Linked DNA regions of Homo sapiens: region 2 is linked to region 1. A link is a contact called in ENCODE Hi-C or POLR2A ChIA-PET data. All regions are on one chromosome and are shown on one strand. The core of a region is the stretch at or near the end of the contact, and the rest is flanking DNA. Distances in the headings are between cores, read along the strand shown.

Evidence for each region. A loop is a pair of places that touch in the nucleus more often than their neighbours do. ChIA-PET counts read pairs that join two places held with the same protein, here RNA polymerase II (POLR2A). Pooled maps may share reads with other maps.
Region 2: a loop to region 1 is called in a pooled map of posterior vena cava, with 2.6 times the contacts of the local background. The contact joins the promoter of LTF here to the promoter of CRIPTO in region 1. A Hi-C loop is called at or near these places in 1 of 50 pooled maps. POLR2A ChIA-PET finds 5 or more read pairs at or near these places in 2 of 52 experiments (H1 and WTC11).

The regions. Positions count from the first base shown.
Region 1 is chr3:46,573,149-46,580,432 of GRCh38, reverse strand. It overlaps CRIPTO (cripto, EGF-CFC family member), which reads right to left and starts at 2,645. Exons shown (of 6, transcript NM_003212.4): 1 at 2,429-2,645; 2 at 1,286-1,338; 3 at 1,067-1,201; 4 at 580-694; 5 at 373-482. The coding sequence starts at 2,463. RefSeq lists enhancers at 624-793, 1,022-1,794, 2,567-3,340, 3,311-3,480, 3,341-4,112 and 4 more.
Region 2 is chr3:46,460,666-46,467,949 of GRCh38, reverse strand. It overlaps LTF (lactotransferrin), which reads left to right and starts at 3,045. Exons shown (of 17, transcript NM_002343.6): 1 at 3,045-3,125. The coding sequence starts at 3,083.

The DNA.
Region 1 (7,284 bases), core at 1,396-3,895:
TAAATGAGCTGCCCATCCTGGTTTGGGTCCCCCTACCCAAAGGAAAGGAACACCAGAGAACATCTCTTGGTTTAACAAGAGACCGAGACTTGTTTATTTTCCTCAATAGAAGTTCAGACCATAAAATGTCAAATAGACTTGAAATACATCTCTATCTGAAAGGCAGCAGGACTAGCCAGGTTCCCGAGGAAATAAATATCAAAGAGGCCAAGGCAACTATCTCATCAGGAGTCTGCGATGCTTTTATAAGCAGAACTTTGGCTGCCAGGCTCTAGCAAGACAAGAGGTACAAGGAGAGCCTGCTAACTAAGCACCCCCCAAGGCAACTACGTAACTTCAAAGGGCAAAAGAAAGAGGAGAACCTCCGCTTACCACAGCCGGGTAGAAATGCCTGAGGAAAGCAGCGGAGCTGACCGTGCCAGCATTTACACAGGGAACACTTCTTGGGCAGCCAGGTGTCATGGGGCACAGACCCACAGTTCCTGAGAATGAACAGGTAAGGCGATAGCCTTGGGTCTGAAATTTCCACTTCCCTTTCTCTCTCCTCTCCACGGCTCCCCGCCCCTCTGAATTGCTTACTCTTTGCGCACATCGTGCTCACAGTTCCGTCCGTAGAAGGAGGGAGGGCAGGCACAAAAGGACCCCAGCATGCAGGTTCCCCCATTCAGGCAGCAGGTTCTGTTTAGCTCCTTACCTGAAAGGTAAGAACAGATGACTGAGGGTGTAGGGATGGAAAAGTGCAAGGGCAATTCCTGTAAGCGAAGGTTAATACAACACCAATGTGTTGTATCAGAGTAAGTCTCTGTGCCTTTGAGCAGAGAAGTCATTTTCATGCATAGGCCAGTGGTGGTTCTGGGTTCCCCAGTGTGAAGTGGACTCAGGGGAGGAAAACTGCACTCTAGGGAAGTAAAATACACAATCCTTGTCTCACTTCCAAAACCAAAAGCAGTCCAGCACCTGCACAGTTCCAGAACCAGGTGCCCTTTTAGGTGAAAGAGTGTTGGAAAGATACTCAGGAGACACATGAAGGGCCAGGGCAGAAGCATCGAAGTCAGGCAGTTCTTACTGTGCTGTATCCCCATGGGCGGCACACGCTGGGAAGACCGAGGCCGAATTGCAGGCTCCTCCTGGGGCCAAATGCTGTCATCTCTGAAGGCCAGGTATCCCCGAGATGGACGAGCAAATTCCTGATGGCCCAGCCCTTAACGACAAAATCAATTCATGGAGTCTGTATTTTAGGCCACATAAAAATTGAGAGTGATCAAAAGAACAAAAGGTCTCTCACCGGCAACTAATCCCAGTTCAAAGACTTTAGAAATGGCCATGATCCAAATCACACTAGGAAGAGGAAGTCAGACATGAGTTAGCCAAACAAAGGAAATAAAACCTTACAAGTTAACACCCAGGTCCTCTCATCACAAGGACAAGACCACAGATCACTGAAAAGAAATTGTAGAGCACCATCTTTCTTTTTTTAATGGCTAATTCATGTAACAAAGAAAAATGTTGAAAAAAAGTCACCAATATCCAAGTCTTTTTAATATATATTATTATTTCTTAGGCCCTGTCCTCACATAAGTACCTAATTTTAAGTAGGTATATGTCTTTTATCTTCTATTTCACATGTTTTCCCCTGCATACAATTTTCATATAAGGATTAAAAAATAGCTGCATCCCATGTTACCGATGAATCATTTTACAAACTACTGTATTTATTTATTTATTTTTGAGAGGGAGTTTCGGTTTTTCACCCAGGCTGGAGTGCAATGGTGCGATCTCGGCTCACTGCCTCCCCTCCCCAGTTCAAGCAATTCTCCTGCCTCAGCCTCCAGAGTAGCTGGGATTACAGGTGCCCGCCACCATGCTTGGCTAATTTTTGTATTTTTAATAGAGACGGGGTTTTGCCATGTTGGCCAGGCTGGTCTCCTGACCTCAGGTGATCCACCCGCCTCTGCCTCCCAAAGTGCTAGGATTACAGGCGTGAGCCACCGCACCCGGCCAAACTATTTTAACCAATCACTTAAAAGGTTTTTAGGTAAAAAATGTGGGTTTTTTTTTTTTTTTTTGCTATTATCTTAATAGTTTTGCCAAGTATTGAATCTGCTTATACCTTTAATCTTTTCGGAAGATTTTAAATTTGGTTGTAGTACTGACCTTTATTTGTACAAGAATAAAGAAACACTATTTCATAGGCAGAGTCATTAACATAAAATGAAAATTAACATTAACACGAAAATGTTAAAAGCCAATGGCAAAGTTAGAAGTAACCATGTGAAATTCCAGGTCTTTCAGGAAAAACAGCAGTGCGGTTGGCAGCTCTTTTAAGGCTTGAGCAAGAGAAAAATCAAATGACAGGTGTAGAACATTACTTCCTAAGCTGGCAATCTCTAGCAATCAAAAAAAGTTCACATTCAAGATTAGCTCATACCTGTAAGAGAAGCGGGCCATCTTCCTGCAGTCCATAGCTTTTAACAATTAGGGGGAAAAGAGGCGTTAGCATCGCTTTAATTCAGAGTCATTGCCAAAACAGCCAAAGGAAAACATTCATCTCCTAAAGCGAAAATGGCAATTTAAGAAGAAAATGAGAAATTCGTTTTCCCCAGAAGGTCGTAGCAGAAGCAGGAGCAAGGCGTCCAGGGGAAACTGGAGGGCTTTCGGCCTTGGACGTTTTGACCTTGAGCTGGAGACTCAGCCTTTCCGGGGATTCTCCTTCTTCAACAACAAACCCCAGTCGGGGCGGGGAGACCTTTCAGGTGGGCGGGACGCCCACCAGCATGACAATGGCCCACACGCGGGAAGAGGAGTCTTGTAAAACTGTGGTTAACTAGCCCTAATATCTCTATCATTAGTTGCAGGCTAAAATGATCAGAGGTACTCTTTTGGGAAAAAAAAAGAAAAAAGAAAAATCAGTTTCTCTAATCAAGTTGGTGATTCCAGGTTGGAGGGGTGGTGGAAAGTAATTGCTTTAATTAGGAAAACCTGAAAATGTATGGGTCTCAAGGCATTCGATATTTTATTTTATTTCAGGAAGTTTTACTTCCTGAAATTTGCTTCCACCTTTGTTTTTCCAGAAGGGTGTTTTGAGCCCCGTACTCCCCCTGGGGGATACCCGGGTGGCCAAGAAAGGGGTGCTCTCCGCCTGAGGAGCTAGGTGTGTGTGTGTGGGGAAGACTAGGAAGCTTGAAACTGAGATAGAAGTTCAGGGTCAGGAGGGGTTCCTTGGGGGCTCCAGACTTGAAGTGCAAATTCCAGGCGGACGTGAATTCCTGAAAGGACGCGGGAGCCGGCGCCAGGTGCCCGGGAGAGGGGAGGGGCGGCCAGAGGCGCAGCAGCTGGGACTCTCCAGTGGGAGTGCCGGCCTGTTCCAGGAAAAAGTTCTAGAACCACGGCAGTCCGGCATGGGAGGCCATTTCAGCCCCCAATCACGGGAATTTATCTCAGCCTCCCAGCTCCCACAGGGCGGCCTCTTCCAGCCCCTCGCCGTCCTGGCCCCACGACACCGAGAATTACCCCCGGACTCTGATGTGCCGCTTGCAGGGGTAAACGTGTTTATTGAGTGGTTCCACTAAGTGCCAGACGCCCCAGATGGAGAGGCGCGTCTATGAGCCGGAGTCGCCTCACCTAACATTTCAATCCTCCGGGTTATTTCATGTGTTATTAAATACGCCCAAAGTCGTTAATAGTTTCTAAATCGCATTTAATTCCAATTTCTAAAGGAAAGCCTGACGGTTACTTAATGTTGCCAGGCACACAAATGCGAAACTTTTATTAGATAGTTGTTTCCATCCATCTCTGTTTATTGGATTTAGGCCTCGGCAGAAAGAATTGGTAGCATCTGAGGCCATTTCAGCGTCAGTGCCTACCTGTGTGAATGCCATGGATCCACAGGTGCTGGGAAGAGGTGTTATTTACTTCTACACATGATTTTTTTTTTTTTTTTTTTTTTTTTTTTGCGACAGAGTCTCCCTCTGTTACCCGGGCTGGAGTGCAATGGCACGATCTTGGCTCACTGCAACCTCCACCTCCTGGGTTCAAGTGATTCTCCTGCCTCATTCTCCTGCCTCAACCTCCTGAGTAGCTGGGATTACAGGCGCCCGCCACAACGCCCGGCTAATTTTTGTATTTTCAGTAGAGACAGGGTTTCACCATGTTGGTCAGTCTGGTCTCAAATTCCTGACCTCATGATCCACCCGCCTCGGCCTCCCAAAGTGCTGGGATTACAGGCATGAGCTACCGCGCCCGGCCTTACACATGATCTTGGGAGAAGCAAACGTAAAATAATTTGTATTGGGGGAGTGAGGCCCCATCCAGTCAATGGTGGGATGCAGCAACATTTCCAACTCCACAGCAGTTGACTATTTCATTCCTGCTGCGCTTCGCCTCCTCCCTGTGTGGCCTTTTCAGGTGAAATGCTTCAGGTAGCATGCTGAGATTCACAGGGGACAGGGGAACATGGCCTGAAGCTCTAGGAGGCCGGAGGTGGGGGAGGGCTCCGCAAAGGAGAAGGCTAGCCCTGGAGCTGCAAGGAGGTTTAAAGATGTTACTCAGTGTGGTACATTTGTAAGGTAGCTTGTGCACCACAGTCCTCACCAGTCCAAGGTGCTAAGTAGATAAGTAGCGCCCACAATATTAGTCTCACTTTATGGACAAGACAACTAGTTCTATTGGGGGATTTGGATGTCTTGTCTTTAGAGACTGGGCAGGCCTGTGGCAGAACTGGCAAAAGAACACACCCCTGCGTTGCTATTTCCTTATCTAAAGCTCTTGTGGAATTTTTAGAGCTTAAATAGGACCCCTGGAAATCACTGCATTTTCAGAGGAAGTAACTGAGGTCTCCAGTCTGGCGATGTTGTCATTGACGGGACCAGAACCCCAGGATGCCAGCTTTTCAGCCACACAAAATCCCTTCTCTAAGGACCAGAACCCCCTGAAGAGATTCCCATTCCCCATAGGTACTGACTGCAGAGGAAGCCAAGTGGATCCAGGGTATTCAGAGCCTGGGCCAGGTTTTGGGATGGGGGGTGGGGAGAAGGGGAAGGGAAGGGCTGTGGTGTTTAAGAGAGGTTAGATATTTGCCGTTGGGCTGGAGATGTAAGGGCTATTTAACAGGTATTTGATGTCTACTACTGGGCGGCCTGTAGACTGGAGTTTGGCGCTGGAGAAACAGTTGTGAGAAGTAACCCCACTGTGAGGCTGGAGAGAAAGAACAGTAATTGTTGATTCTAATTGTACTAACTGCAAAAAGTTGTTGCTGCCTCCAGGTGGGGGAATTGAATGGCTACCCTAGGATGGCCACTGGTCACCTCTGCTTGGTCACTGTTGAAACTGGGCTGCTGGCCAGCCTCCAGGCCAATGAGTGCTTTGTGTCAAAAGGTCAGGCCTAGGATTGGGAAGTGCTGTGCAACGGGGGTTCCCCAATCACAGGCAGCCCATCTCATCCCTTACAAAAGGCACTGAGAGCAGAAAATGAAAAACAATGCTCTTGGTGTTGGCCATTTCTTGGTACTGCCCTTGAGACATTGTGTATTAAAAACTGGGGCAGAATTGTGTTTAAAAATCACACAAATAAGCATTTGACTTAAAACCATCCAAACAAGAATGGTGGAATGAAATACATCATAATCAAAGGACAGACTTCCTGTGTCTGCCTAAAATTCAAGGAAGAAAATAAACTTGGAGAATGGGATCAATTTTAGCTATCAAAAGCCAATTCGACCTTGTTTAAATAGTTGAGAACACGTAGAACTAAATTCCAACCAAAGAGTTAACAAAAGAATGCCATGTCTGCACTACAATGACAGTATTTCAAGGTAAAAGCCTTCTTTTATCATAGGGCACTTAGGTCTTACCTCTGTCATTGTTCCCTTGAACATCCAGGCAGGCCAGAAGATAAGAGAGAGCAGAGGGGGCGGGGGAGTTCTGTATATGTATGTACCCTCCAGCTGAGGAATGCTGGGGCCTCTAATTTCATCAAGCTTAGCTTCTGTTAACACCTGAGCTACACTCCTGCGGAAGCATTATCCACCCAATGTGTCCTGGCCACACTTCATTAACAAGTTAATGGCTTTCTGTTTTCACTGGCAAACTTACAAATTGCAACTGGAAACTTACTCTGTATTTGCCAAAGGTCTCTGTGTGGGACATAAAAGGACAGATTCCTGCATTCAAAAATCTGCAATTTCAGTGGGGAAGACATGCTCAAGCAAGTCATTTTAGAGCCATATTGTTACATAAATGGCGTAAGAGGAATGGAGAAGGGCTTAAGAGAGGACTTCATTTTTTTTCCGTGCGCCATGGGGGCCGTATCATATTTCTTCCTATGTAGACATAGTATACATTATTTTATCAATGAATAGACATGACATGTTTCCACGTTTTGTGGTGAACTTCCTTGTACATATATCTTGGTGAACGCTTGAGAGCATATTCCTCTTGTAAATTTCTAGCACTGGAATTGCTTGGTTAAAGGGTGGATGCTTCCAAATTATTTTCGAAGAAGCCTGCACCAATCTCCTCTCCGCCCCTCCTCCCTCCCCCTTGAGTTGGTATTGAGAGCTTATCTCCCAAGTACTTACCAGGTCTGGCTGCAGCAAGCATCTTAAATTTTGTTAATACAGTATGTGAAAAGTAGTATTTCATTGTTGCTTGGTTATTGGGTGTTTGTATTTCATTTTCTATGACCTGGCTGGTCCTTCTTACAGAGCACTTGGACTGGCTTCTTTGAGACTCAGCCCAAATTTCATTTGCTCTGGGAAGTCCTTGCTGAGACCATCCTCCCTACTCCAGCTTCCAGCTGTTCTGAGAGCCCTGTCCTGGCAACCACCGTCCCCAGATTTTATCTTGTCTTCACTGCATATATATATATATATATATATATATATATATTTTTTTTTTTTTTTTTTTTTTAGATGGAGTTTCACTCTTTCTGCCCAGGCTGGAGTGCAATGGCGCGATCTCAGCTCACCGCAACCTCCACCTCCCAGGTTCAAGCGATTCTCCTGCCTCAGTCCCCTGAGTAGCTGGGATTACAGGCATGAGCCACCACACCTGGCTAATTTTGTGTTTTTAGTAGAGACGGGGTTTTACCATGTTGGCCAGGCTGGTTTCAAACTCCCAACCTCAGGCAATCTGCCTGCCTCAGCCTCCCAAAGTGCTGGGATTACAGGCATGAGTCACCTTGCTCGGTCTCACTGTATTGTAAACTGCTTTGTGTGTGTGTGTGTGTGTGTGTGTGTGTGTGTGTGTTTGTCTTTCACCAACTCTTCCCCCTATCCTTTATTCCCT
Region 2 (7,284 bases), core at 1,796-4,295, 110 kb after region 1:
TCGATGCATTAAATTTAGGCGCCTTCAGGACCTGCAAGAGTACCTTTCCAGAGGCAGATGAACACATGATGTGGAGCTCAGGATAGAGGAGGAGGATTTTGTTAATCCTTCTTCCAACAAGAGTTCCAAGCCATGGCTGGGTGCAATGGTTTATGCCTGTAATTCCAGCACTTTGGGAGGCCAAGGTGGGAGGATCGCTTGGGCCCAGGAGGTCAAGGCTGCAGTGAGCTGTGATTGCACCACCACTGCATACCAGCCTAGGTGACAGAGGGAGACCCTGTCGGTAAAAAAAAAAAAAAAAAAAAGAAAAGAAAAGAAAAGAAAAAAAGAATTCCTGGCCAGAAAGCCAGAGGGAACTTTTGTTGTCCCTAGTGCTCAGGTAATTGGTCACTGGGTTCATGCTCCCAAGCCTTTACTTGTTTGGTTGTTTACTTTACAGAATGCTCTACCTGTAGAAATCCCACCCTTCCTTCAGGTACCCAGGCTAAATCTTCCTGGAGTTCTTCTGGAGCCCTCATGATGGGTGCTGGTCATTCCTCCTCTGGGCCCTCACACTCACTTGCTTTATGCTGCTTGGCCTCTTCTTAGGGAGCCTCTGTGATAGAAGTGCATTCCTGTGACTGTCCCTCCCCCATAGTGCTGTGAGCTCCTGAGGGCAAGGACAGACCCCTCTTCTCTGTCTCTCATGGCATCTACCAGTTCTGGCATGAATGAATGAATGAATGAATGAATGAATGCTGTTAATAGATCAGTGAAACTTCATTGTTTTTTGGGGCAGACTCATCCCCTACATCAGCCTCCTCTGCAAATGGCCTTGAGGGGCTGCTCTGCCTGTGTCCAGATGCTCACATCCCTGCCCTGGGGCTGGGCTGTTCCAACAGGCACAGCAGGAAAACAGTCTGCCCTGTTGCCTACCCATGCTGCCTTCAGGGCACTCCTTAAGCTGAGCCTCTTGGTAGTGGCCCCAGGTTCTCTGTGTTCTTGCCAACACTGTAACATACTTAAGAGGGCCCAGGGCCCTCTGACCTCCCAGTCATCCTTTTTTAAAATTTGGACTCAGAAAAAGAGACACGGGTTATGATGTTTCTTAATTCTTTTATAATGATGAAAAGGCAAAGTCTTGTTGCCAATTTAGGTACAAAGATGCTTCAGCACTCCTGGGAATTAGTCAATTTTGTATTTCTTCAGTATTTTTGAAAGAACTTATTGCAATTATTGATGATGGCAACTTTAAATGGTGCAATATCATGTTTCCAAACAATGAGAGACCTTGGATCTGTCACCCCAAAACCCAGCTGGTGATTCTAGCACCAAATCTCAGACCCCAGTCTCATGGCAGGCAAGCATGATCCCTGATTAGCCTCCACCCTGTGCCTTGGCAGGATCATGCCCAGAAATGGAGGGGCTCCCCAGCCTCCTTAATGGCCTCTCCACCTTGGGCTGAGCCTGCTTCTCCATGGCTAGGTGCCCACTGCATGCTCACTCTTGGCAGAGCTGGCTCCCTGGGGCATTGCCTATCTGCTCCAGGAAATGCTTTTTAGTACCAAGTAGTCTAAGCAGAGTCAAGACCAGCTTTTCAGAATAAGCAGATTTCAGAGTCACATATTGGTCAGACTCACCTGCCAAGAAAGGTGTTCAGGTGACCTATTATTTCCCTCACTGTTAGTACCTTTTTTCTTCACTTAGTTACCCTTTTTTTTTTTGGTGGGGGTTACAGAGTCTTACTCTATTGCCCAGGCTGCAGTGCAGTGACATGATCATGGCTCACTGCCACCTTCATCTCCCAGGCTCAAATGGTCCTCCCACTTTAGCCTCCCAAGTAGCTGGGACCATAGGCATACACCACCATGCTGGGCTAATTTTTGTATTTTTTGTAGAGATGGGGGTTTCCCTATGTTGCCCAGGCTAGTCTTGAACTCCTGGGCTCAAGCGATCCTCCCATCTTGGCCTCCCAAAGTGCTGGGATTACAGGCATGAGCCACTGTGCCCTGCCTAGTTACTCTTGGGCTAAGTTCACATCCATACACACAGGATATTCTTTCTGAGGCCCCCAATGTGTCCCACAGGCACCATGCTGTATGTGACACTCCCCTAGAGATGGATGTTTAGTTTGCTTCCAACTGATTAATGGCATGCAGTGGTGCCTGGAAACATTTGTACCTGGGGTGCTGTGTGTCATGGGAATGTATTTACGAGATGTATTCTTAGAAGCAGTATTCTAGCTTTTGAATTTTAAAATCTGACATTTATGGCGATTGTTAAAATGAGGTTACCATTTCCTACTGAATACTATCAACACCAAAAAAGAAGAAGGAGGAGATGGAGAAAAAAAAGACAAAAAAAAAAAAAAGTGGTAGGGCATCTTAGCCATAGGGCATCTTTCTCATTGGCAAATAAGAACATGGAACCAGCCTTGGGTGGTGGCCATTCCCCTCTGAGGTCCCTGTCTGTTTTCTGGGAGCTGTATTGTGGGTCTCAGCAGGGCAGGGAGATACCCCATGGGCAGCTTGCCTGAGACTCTGGGCAGCCTCTCTTTTCTCTGTCAGCTGTCCCTAGGCTGCTGCTGGGGGTGGTCGGGTCATCTTTTCAACTCTCAGCTCACTGCTGAGCCAAGGTGAAAGCAAATCCACCTGCCCTAACTGGCTCCTAGGCACCTTCAAGGTCATCTGCTGAAGAAGATAGCAGTCTCACAGGTCAAGGCGATCTTCAAGTAAAGACCCTCTGCTCTGTGTCCTGCCCTCTAGAAGGCACTGAGACCAGAGCTGGGACAGGGCTCAGGGGGCTGCGACTCCTAGGGGCTTGCAGACTAGTGGGAGAGAAAGAACATCGCAGCAGCCAGGCAGAACCAGGACAGGTGAGGTGCAGGCTGGCTTTCCTCTCGCAGCGCGGTGTGGAGTCCTGTCCTGCCTCAGGGCTTTTCGGAGCCTGGATCCTCAAGGAACAAGTAGACCTGGCCGCGGGGAGTGGGGAGGGAAGGGGTGTCTATTGGGCAACAGGGCGGGGCAAAGCCCTGAATAAAGGGGCGCAGGGCAGGCGCAAGTGGCAGAGCCTTCGTTTGCCAAGTCGCCTCCAGACCGCAGACATGAAACTTGTCTTCCTCGTCCTGCTGTTCCTCGGGGCCCTCGGTGAGTGCAGGTGCCTGGGGGCGCGAGCCGCCTGATGGGCGTCTCCTGCGCCCTGTCTGCTAGGCGCTTTGGTCCCTGTGTCCGGTTGGCTGGGCGCGGGGTCTCTGCGCCCCGCGGTCCCAGCGCCTACAGCCGGGAGGCGGCCCGGACGCGGGGCCAGTCTCTTTCCCACATGGGGAGGAACAGGAGCTGGGCTCCTCAAGCCGGATCGGGGCACGCCTAGCTCTGCTCAGAGCTTCTCAAAAGGCCTCCCAGGCCCCTGTCCCTTTGTGTCCCGCCTAAGGATTTGGTCCCCATTGTATTGTGACATGCGTTTTACCTGGGAGGAAAGTGAGGCTCAGAGAGGGTGAGCGACTAGCTCAAGGACCCTAGTCCAGATCCTAGCTCCTGCGAGGACTGTGAGACCCCAGCAAGACCGAGCCTTTATGAGACTTAGTTTCTTCACTTAAAGAAACGGCCTAACCATGGGTCCACAGGGTTGTGAGGAGGAGATGGGGCATTCGCACACCTTCCGTGGCAGAGGGTTGTGGAGGGGTGCGGTGCTCCTGATGGAACCCTGTGTCAGAGGGTTTGAGAGGGAAATGTCAGCCAAACAGAAGGAAGGAGTAGAAGGAAGGAAACAATTGTCAGTTCCATAACCAAAGTAATTTCTCGGGTGCTCAGAGGGCACTCCCCAGCGCTGCACATTAGTGACCTAAATGCGTGAGTGCGGAGCTCCCTGCAGCACCGGGAGGGGAAGGTCCCAGGCCGCAGCAGAAAGGGCTGTGATGGGCATCAGGACCTAGGCAGTGGGAGGGGCACAGTGAAAGCCCAGGTGTCACACCTCCCCAGCCCAGTGCAGCCTCCACTTGTCTTACGGCATCTACCTAAGGCTGGGAGCTTCCTGGATGGAAGAGGTGGCGGTGGATAGAGAGCAGCAGTGGGAGCCCAAACCCATCCTTGTCCCTGCCCTTCTGGTCTCCTGCTCCAAATTCCTTCCCATGGGTGTTGGTCATCCTTCTCTTCTCTAAGACAGATTGGGACTGGCCAGGACCCGACTGTTCTCTTCCCCTCAAGCTCCCTGGCGAGTGGCCTGTTGCACAGGGTTAGGGCCACCTGGGAGGGGCAGGAGAGGAAGGAAGCCTTGCCTTCCTGGAAGTGGTCATGGGCTGTGGTCCAGGATTCTGGCTCAGAGTTGCACCACTGGGTTTTATATTCACTTGGATCTTTAGTTGTTTTGGCGCCTACTGAGGTCTGAAGTTTGAATCCTGCAGTCAATTGGGATGGTGGCTTGTACCCCAAAGTGCCATTGCAACCCTTGTCCTTCCTGAGGAAAGGGTGGCAGTTGCCCTGTGGAATTCCTGCCCTGCTCCCCGTGGGTGTCCAGGCTGACAGAAGTTGGGTGAGTGGGGCCAGCTGGATCTAAGCCGTGTGAGCATTGGGTGGAGGAGTCTGTCTGCTTAGCCCTGGAGCCATGGGCTGGGAGGCACTCATGAGGTTTCCCATCAGTCTGAGCAGTCTGCTTGGGCCCTATCATGAGCTGTGTGGGTAGGTGGGGAGAGTAACTCCTGTCCTGGCCCCTGCCTTGGAGGCCAGCGCACTGCATGTCTGCCCAGAATGTGTGTTTTGGCCAGTGTCCAGCCAGGTCCAGTGGGCAGCATCTGAGTGCCTGACACTGAATACAAGTGTGGGGTTGAAGATTTTGGAGGGGCCAGACCTAGACCTGCTTCAGGGGGTCACATAGCTCCAGAGCTGGGAGGTAAGAGCTTGTGGGTCACACAGCTCCAGAGCTGGGAGGTAAGAGCGTGGAGACTTCACCTGGTGTTTGGGGGGCTGGGGACTGGGAATCCTGGAAGGGAGCTCAGCGGTCCTTTAGTCACTCTGGTTCAGCTCCTCTTAGGGGAAGAAATGAACTCTGCCCACAGGTTCCCGTCATTGCTCAGCCCCCACCTCCGGCTTGAGGCATGGTCTTCCATTTTACTCTCTCCCTTCACCCCCAGAACCCACCCATTACCAAGCTGATTTCTGATACCAGCTCCCTGCCCCCTTCTCTGTTCTCAGTGCTGTCCCCTCTCTCCACTCAGACTAGCCCTTCCCTGGTGCCTTCGTTGGCCACAGCTTCTCTGCCTGTTCCCAGGTCTCAGTTCACTCTGCCCCTGCCCTAGGGAGAGTCTCCCGTGAGTCACAGCTTCACTGCATCCTGAATAAGACCTCCCTGGATCAGCATTGGAGACTTTCCAGGATCTGACCCAGACCCTTTTCTAGCCCCATCTCCAACCTGTCTCTAACTTTGCCAACCTAAATAGGCAGGCTAGCCCAGTGGTAAGAGTAGGGGAGTTTAGTGCCTGACTGCTTAGGTTGGAGTCCTAGATCCAACACTTACTTATTAGCTATGGGAACTTCCACAAGCCACATAACTAGTTAAAGCCATAGCTCCCTCCCCTGGAGAATGGAGAGGTTGGCAGAATTCACAATACAGAGGAGCTGTGGCAACTAATGGAGACACGTATGTCTCCATTAGCTGGTATTTGTTTGGTATTTGTTCTCTTTTAACACATCCACCATTCTTAGCTTCCTCTTTTTGGATTTTTGCCTCTCCAGTGAGAAGTGAAATCTGGTCCTGTCCGCTTACACATTCCTTGCGTGACACACAGTGCTGTTTGTACAGCAGGCATCCAGTTAATGCTCACTGGGTCACAAATGGCTGCATCTGATTGGGTTAATTCTCAGTGTGGGATAGTTCTATAAAGGCTTCCAAGGCAAGATTATATTCCCTGGGATTTCCCCGGGATGAGGGTGGATGAAGGGGGAGTATGGCAGCTAGGTGTCCCCAAACCTCTGCAGACTCAGCCAGGGAGCTACAGGCCTCTTGCCCACCCAAGGGCCATGGGTGGCTCTCGCCATAAGGGGATGGCTCAGAAACAGGAGACAGCAGAGGCTGAACATTCTACCCCATAGCACATCCAAAGGGCAGAGGGCTTTTACAACTGTGTGTTTATTTTGTTTTTTTGTTTGTTTGTTTTTTGTTTTAGTTTTTGGTAACAGCTTTACTGAGGTACATTTTCCATATCATAAAAAATCACCTATTTGCGTACAATTCAATGAGTTTCAGTAACCTTACCGAGTGTGCAACTATCACCATAAATCTGTTTTAGAACACTTTTATCCCCCCCAGTAAAGGTCCCTCATGCCTGTTTATAGTTAATCCTCATTTCTACCCCAGCATCAGACAACCACTAATCTATTTTCTTGTCTCCATAAATTTGCCTTTTCTGGACATTTCATTCAAATGGAATCATACAGCATGTGGTCTCTTGTGTCTGGCTTCCTTCACTGAGCATAACTGAGGCTCGTTCATGTTGTGGGGCATGCCAGTAGTTCTTTTCACTGCTGAGTAATATTCCATTGAATGGATGTACATTCACCAGTTATTGGACATTTAGGTTGTTTCCAGTTTTCTACTATTCTAAATAACACTGCTATGAATATTCATGCACAAGCATTTATGTATGATAGGTTCTTATAATATTTCTTCTGGCTATATGCCTAGAAGTGCAATTGTTGGGTCCTATTGGAACTCTGTGCTTCACATTTTGAGAAGCTGCCAACCTGTTTTACAAAGTGGCTGGTCATTTTACATTCTCAGCAATGTATGAGGGTTTCCACTTCTCCACATCCTCATCGATATGTGTCATTGTCTGTTTTAGCTATTATAACCTGTTCAGTGGCTGTGAAATGATATTTCGTTGCATTTTCAATTTGCATTTTTGACTAATGATATTGAGCACTTTTCATGTGCTTATTGTCCATTCATATATCTTCTTTGGTAAAATGTCTGTTCTTATCATTTACCCGTCATGTACTAAATCCTTTTTGATGTTATACTATCTAGCATTATGTTCTTAATTTCATTTTTAGATTGTTCTGTGCTGTATGCAAAAATATGATCAATTTTTGTATATTGATCTTGTATCCTGTGGCCTGGCTGTACTTGTTTATTAATTCTAATAGTACTTTGTAGATTCTTCAGTATTTTCTACATAGAAGATCATGTTATCTGAAAGTAAAGTCAGTTTTACTTCTTTCTTTCCAATATGGGTGTCTCATTTCTTTTCTTGCCTTATTGCTGTGACTAGAATCTCTAGTACTGTTGAATAGAAGAGTTGAGTGTGGACACTCT